Linked DNA regions of Mus musculus: region 1 is linked to region 2. Evidence: chromatin contacts called from ENCODE POLR2A ChIA-PET data. All regions are on one chromosome and are shown on one strand. The core of a region is the stretch at or near the end of the contact, and the rest is flanking DNA. Distances in the headings are between cores, read along the strand shown.

Region 1 (2,797 bases), core at 163-2,662, 130 kb after region 2:
TTTTCTTTCTTTCCCTGGTTGTCCGAGAACGCAGTGTGTATGCCAGACTGCCTTGAACTCACAGAGATCCACTTGCCTCTGCCTCCCAAGTGCTGGGATTAAAGGTGTGGCCCACTACACCCTGTTATCAGCGCCTTTCTCCATAGTTTGGTTGCAAGTTGTCGTAGGAAGCTAGAGACCTCAAAGGGGTTGAGCCACATAGAAAATGACCTGAATATGACAATATCCATAGCAGTTAGGTAACGTGAGGCTGCATTAAAGCCCACAGTGAAGCCATACATAATGAATCCCAAGAGACTTGTGTCACTCTCTTCATTGGCAGAGTAGCCATGAGAAAGGAGCGCCTGGGTCAGAATTCCAGGTCAGAGTTTCTGACCACAGAGAGGCTAACACAGTGGGATGTGACTTGGGCAGTCTTGAGCAAAGTCTGGCTGGTCTAGGAGGGGCCAGTATCCTACAACCATGCTTTCCTAAGACTAGAGTTGACTTTGCTGACCCCTTAGGTTTGCTATGGTGTAGCTGGGAAGAGAGGTTGGGAGCTCACAAGGCTAAGGGACAGAAGGGAAGGAAGCTGTGGGTGGGGATCACCGACAGGAGGAGGCAGCAGAGTGGCAGGGTGGGACCCCTTTCTGCTGAAGAGCCAGCAACAGTGAGGCCAAGAATGCCAAGTGGGTCTCTTTAAGGGTTCACTACTTTAGGTAATTGGGTTTCCCAAGTTCTACTTGCCCAGCCCTAATCTCCCACTCTCCATTGTCTTCCACTCTCCGTGGCCCTGGGCAGTCGGAGGGCAGGCGGAAGTGCTGCAAGAGACCCTCTTGGCTTGCTGCCTGGGTCTTCTCCAGCACACACACACACACACACACACACACAAAGCACACAGCCCCGATGGGGCCAGTGCCTTGGGCTTGCAGTGCCTTGGAGCTGGTAGGGCTGGAACTGGGGGAGGAGGAGGGAAGGAAGGAGAGAATCAAACAGAAACCTTCTCATCTTTCTATCAGCAGCCATGCAAGGAATATTGTTCAGCATGGCACAAAAGCGGCACTGAAAATAGCTGCAGCCAGAGCGGGGCTGCCAACCACTGCCTGAGATAACGTCTACTTGGAGACACTGGTGTCTTTGTGGGGCTGTCAGTGTCCCTATTGTTCCCAGAGCCTATTGCCTGGGGAATATTGTTCCCAGCTTTTGTCTCCCTGGTTCACTTTTGTTTGCCTTTACTTACCGTTTCATTCCGCGCCCCTTTGTGCCTCCCATTCCCTCCTTTGTCTGCCCTCTCTAAGCTGCCTGGGGCTGTGGATTGGTGCCCAGGGAGACAATAGGCCCGGCCCCCTCCCAGCCTGCAACCCCACCCCAGCCCAGCTCCTTTCTGCCTCTGTCTCTCCCTAGGGCACCCGAGATGTTCCAAAGGCGAGGCCTCCAGGGAGGGTGGGGTCCAGGCAGCCCACCCCCTACTGGGAACAGAAAGAACCACTCATGGGATATTCGGTTCCAGGGAAAGTCTGAAATGCCTGGCGGGGGCCCTCTCCCAGGATCGCCTATTTTCTTTTTCAAACAAAATAGGTTTTCAGAGCAGCGAAAGGAATAGAGCTCCCCCGCGCTCTTCCTCAGCCCGCTTTCAAGCGCCCCTTTCTGGCGACCAGGGCGCTCGTTTTTCTTGTGCCAGTCGCCCTGATCAAAGCCACTTGTGTTTATTTGCACATTGGAATCCTCCGGCCTCCTGTGACCCGACCCCGCAAGGCGAGCCGTAGGGAAGGGGCCGGGTCCCCCCAGGGTCAGAGGAGCTGGACTGGACGTTGAGTTGGGGGTGGGCAAGAGCAGAATAGCCCCTGGGACGAAGGGGATTTAGTAGGCAGCGGGGGCCACTTTAAGCCTGCGGGAGGCACGGCAGGTGTCCAGCTACAGCCCTGAGACTCAGAGGTTCAGCTAGAAGAAGAAAGGCTGCAGGCTGTGCCCCTAAGTGTGGGACCCTGCGCTCTGGCCAATGCTTTAACAGGAGACCAGCCAGGACTAGAGCCAGCCCCGCAGCCGGAGGCGACTCCGCCCTTTCATTGTTCCTGTCCCAAGGACAATGGGCAAAGCCTCTGGAGAGTCTTTGTTTCAGGAGATGGAAATTGGGTAGGGGATTTCCGGAAAGTCTGACTGGAAGCTAAGCTTGGCTGCTCAGAGCTCGGGGAGGAAGGGGAACAGGAAGGGGAGGGTGCAGTCTGGGGTTAGGGGAAGCTACTAGGAGAGGCCCAGAGGACAGCCAGGTCCTCTCAAATCCCAGACTGCTTTTGATTCCTGCTTTGTCCTGTGCCTACCTCACTTCGCCAGCCATGACTGGCAGGATTCTTAGACTCCAGCAAAAAAGAAGCCCGAAGTACCCGTGCCTACTTTGAAGGCAGGGGTGGAGTGGAATCTGGGTTGTAACCTTGGTGGCCAGTAAGAGTCCCAGTCGAACCAGGGAGGGCATGGTGGCTGGACTCTCCCTTGGCACTTCCAGGAGAGCCGTATACAAAAGTTTATACAGGAAACCCTAAAGCAGGGGGACATGGGAAGGATACAGGGACACATCAGAGGTCTTAAGTCCATTTCTGGGCCCTTCATCAGCTTCCCCACCCCACAACTCAAAATGGTGTGTGTCTTCAGACATGTGGGTGTGACACCCCCTGCCCAATCTGGCCTGTGTGTGAAACTACTGGGCATATACCCTTTGTCCCCTGCCCACACATCAGTGAAACCGGAGTTCCTCAGGGACAGACCCATTGTCCATAGGGCTCACTACAGGTGACCAGTGCTAGGACTCCATAGTCCAGGAAAT
Region 2 (2,815 bases), core at 302-2,801:
CATCAACCTGTATTCCCTCATCCCTCTTTGACCCCTCCTCCCCCAAAAGCAAGGTACTGAGTGTCCCAACCAAGCGCTTGGTATCTGTAGGATTTCACTCTCCTAAGGTTAAGGACCCAGGGCTTCTCTGAGGTGATATTTGTATAGCGGGAGCTGCTTTCAGGGTGCTGGCACAGAGCTGAGAAAGCGAGTCTGGACTCCCACTGATTGTGTTCCCTTGTGCCGCAAGGTTTGCTTTGCCTATTGCAAAAGAAAGAGCTGGAGGCAATGTCCTTTCCAGTTCTGGCATCCTGGGACATCATGACCTCAAGTAGGTGGTCCCTCCCTACCATCTGCTACAATGTCCAGTACAGTGGCTGCATGCTGTTGTTTGTATGCGTATAAAGATTAAAGTTACACAAAATGTCACACTGGCCACATTTCAAGGGCTGAGTAGCCACGTGAGGCTAGTGGCCCCTGCAAGAGGCACCAGCACAGAAACTGGACCAGAAGACCTGGGTGCAAAGCAGCAAGAACCAAAAGGCCTCGTGGTGGAGATGTTCCTGAGTAGGTCGGAGGGACAACCTTGGGGACACAGAAACACATCTATTTTGTAGGCATTTTTCAAGTAGGGCAGTATGAGGTGATAAGAAATGAGGTCCCAAGGCAAGCCCAGGTCTCTCTATGCTAGAGAGCTGGCAGCTAACTGGTCTCACTCTGGAAGTGACCAGGGGAATATATGACTAAGGGACGGGCTTTCCAAGGGCTGGCCTGGCCTCTTTCCATGTGTCTTCTCTGTACAGTAAGTCTGCCAGGGGACTTATCCCTTCCCCTTGTCATGCTACATACACATAGATCCCTAGGTTGTACTATGGCCTTTGATCACCTCTTTGCTCAACAAAACACTGAGCTCCGGGCACCTGTGCGACCACTATCTATGCCCAGTCAGCCTTGCAGGACAGGGAGGAAGGCTTAAGGATTATTTAGTGAGCCAAACTCAGTCTTGCTCAAAGTCCTGGCTTACAATGTGCTTGTACACTCATAAAAGTACCCTGGAACATTCTATCAGAGTCCAGTCTGCCTATGGGACACTCACCCTGAACCATCACCATGCTGTTCTCCATCGAAGGTGTGTGTGTGTGTGTGTGTGTGTGTGTGTGGTGCTGAATGATGCCTAGAAGGCCTTAGAAACGCAGCCCAACCTTTCCCAAGAGATTTAATGGCAAGCCGAAGCCCACACTATAGGAGCATCCGATCTCCACGTTCCAGGATGAGGTTGGGACAAAGACAAGCTCTTCCCTCCTTAGCCCCAGCCCCTTACCCTAGACTACCCGGAAAAGAGCTCTTTAGCTGTGGGCTCCAGTGGGAAACTGGTCAACCAGTACTAGGATACTGGAGCAGGGATCTGGGGCGGGGCCTGGGGAGGCTCCGCCCTTTGCGTCATTAAGGCGGGGCATCCCCCACCCAGAGCTCCAGGTAGCGGTGGAGCCAGCAACGGGAGATGGCGGGCTGCACTCGCCCGGAGGCGGGGGCGGGGCGGGCAAGGGGCGTTACTGCGACCCATGATGTCACTGTCGCGGCGGACCTTGGCGATTCCCGGCCAGCTGTGTTGCTCGGTTGCATCGCCGGAGATTGGAACAGGCAGCTCGCTCATGAGTCATGGACTTCCCCTGGCCCCTCCTCGACCACTCCCACTCTCTCTCAGGGCCCCCCCGTAGGGGCTAACGCGGGCGCGGCGGCTCCGAGGGGGTGGGGCTGCTGGGAATGGCTGTGCCCCCTTCAGCTCCAGTGCCGTGCTCGCCCTTTTACCTGCGGAGGCAGGAGCCTTGCCCGCAGTGCTCATGGAGCATGGAGGAGAAGGCGGTGGCCAGCGCCGGCTGCTGGGAGCCTCCAGGGCCCCCGAGGGCCGCCGTCCCATGCTTCAGCGTCACGGTGGAACAGGACGACATCCTCCCCGGTGCCCTGCGCCTCATTCGGGAGCTGCGGCCGCACTGGAAGCCCGAACAAGTTCGGACCAAGGTAGCCGAGAGGGCGTGAGGCCGGGGATGGGGCGCTGCCGGGCTGCAGAGGGGCTGCGTGGACGCCCGTCAGTGCATCCTCCAAGTGCGGGTTCCAGGGTTTTGCGGCTGTTGCGCAGGAGATGTTTTGGACCGTGGTTTGAATATGTGTGTAACTCTCCATTTCTCTTTGATCCCTATGCAAAGCTGGGCTCACGCTTCCCTGGACCCTCCCCATTCGCCTGCTCCTGCCGCCGGAGGTCCACCTGCCCACTGTCAGCGTGCTGCGCGTGCAGCCCCACCCCCTGTCGCTGCGTGCTTGTCCCCTAGTTGCTCAGAAGTGCTACCCAGCCACTCTGACAACCCGAGGAAGCACGAACTTTTAAGGAAACCTCCCCCTACACCCATGCTGTTCCTTCGCCCTAACTTGAGATCCAAGCCTCGGGGATCTGAGCATTCCTTGTGGCCCCAGGAGCCAGCCCTGTGCAATTCAGAATTCCAGCTAAGCCCTGAGACCTTCTTCACGTGGCCTCAGGCTAGCTCTGAGCAACGCCCCTTTTGACCCCCACTCCATTTTCTTCCCACCTCAGCTGAATACTTTGTCCCACACACACACCTGTGGGCAGAACTGCCCACTGCGAGCCCCTAGCTTACTCCCTCCCTCGCTGTCCTGCATTCTCTTAAAAACCTACCCAGCCCTACACCCCTGACAGCCTGCTTTGGAGGGTTCGGGCCCCATGTCATTGGCCTTCTGAGTATGGAAGGGGCAGCTCTAAGGAGAATCTGGGCTGAATGTGGTAACATTTTCAGAAGACCTGGTCAGGAACAGACAGTGAAGG

Evidence for each region. ChIA-PET counts read pairs that join two places held with the same protein, here RNA polymerase II (POLR2A).
Region 1: POLR2A ChIA-PET joins it to region 2 with 14 read pairs in embryonic stem cell. The contact joins the enhancer-like site here to the promoter of Etnk2 in region 2. POLR2A ChIA-PET finds 5 or more read pairs at or near these places in 4 of 5 experiments (Patski and embryonic stem cell).

The regions. Positions count from the first base shown.
Region 1 is chr1:133,491,479-133,494,275 of GRCm38, forward strand. No RefSeq gene overlaps it. Among named protein-coding and RNA genes, the nearest start is that of Sox13, 69 kb to the left of the region's middle. RefSeq lists an enhancer at 391-2,583. Within about 2 kb of position 1,413, at least 3 of the 3 ENCODE cell types and tissues checked have a DNase peak (open chromatin) inside an H3K27ac peak, as active enhancers do.
Region 2 is chr1:133,362,021-133,364,835 of GRCm38, forward strand. Etnk2 (ethanolamine kinase 2) reads left to right here and starts at 1,552. Exons shown (of 8, transcript NM_175443.5): 1 at 1,552-1,998. The coding sequence starts at 1,744.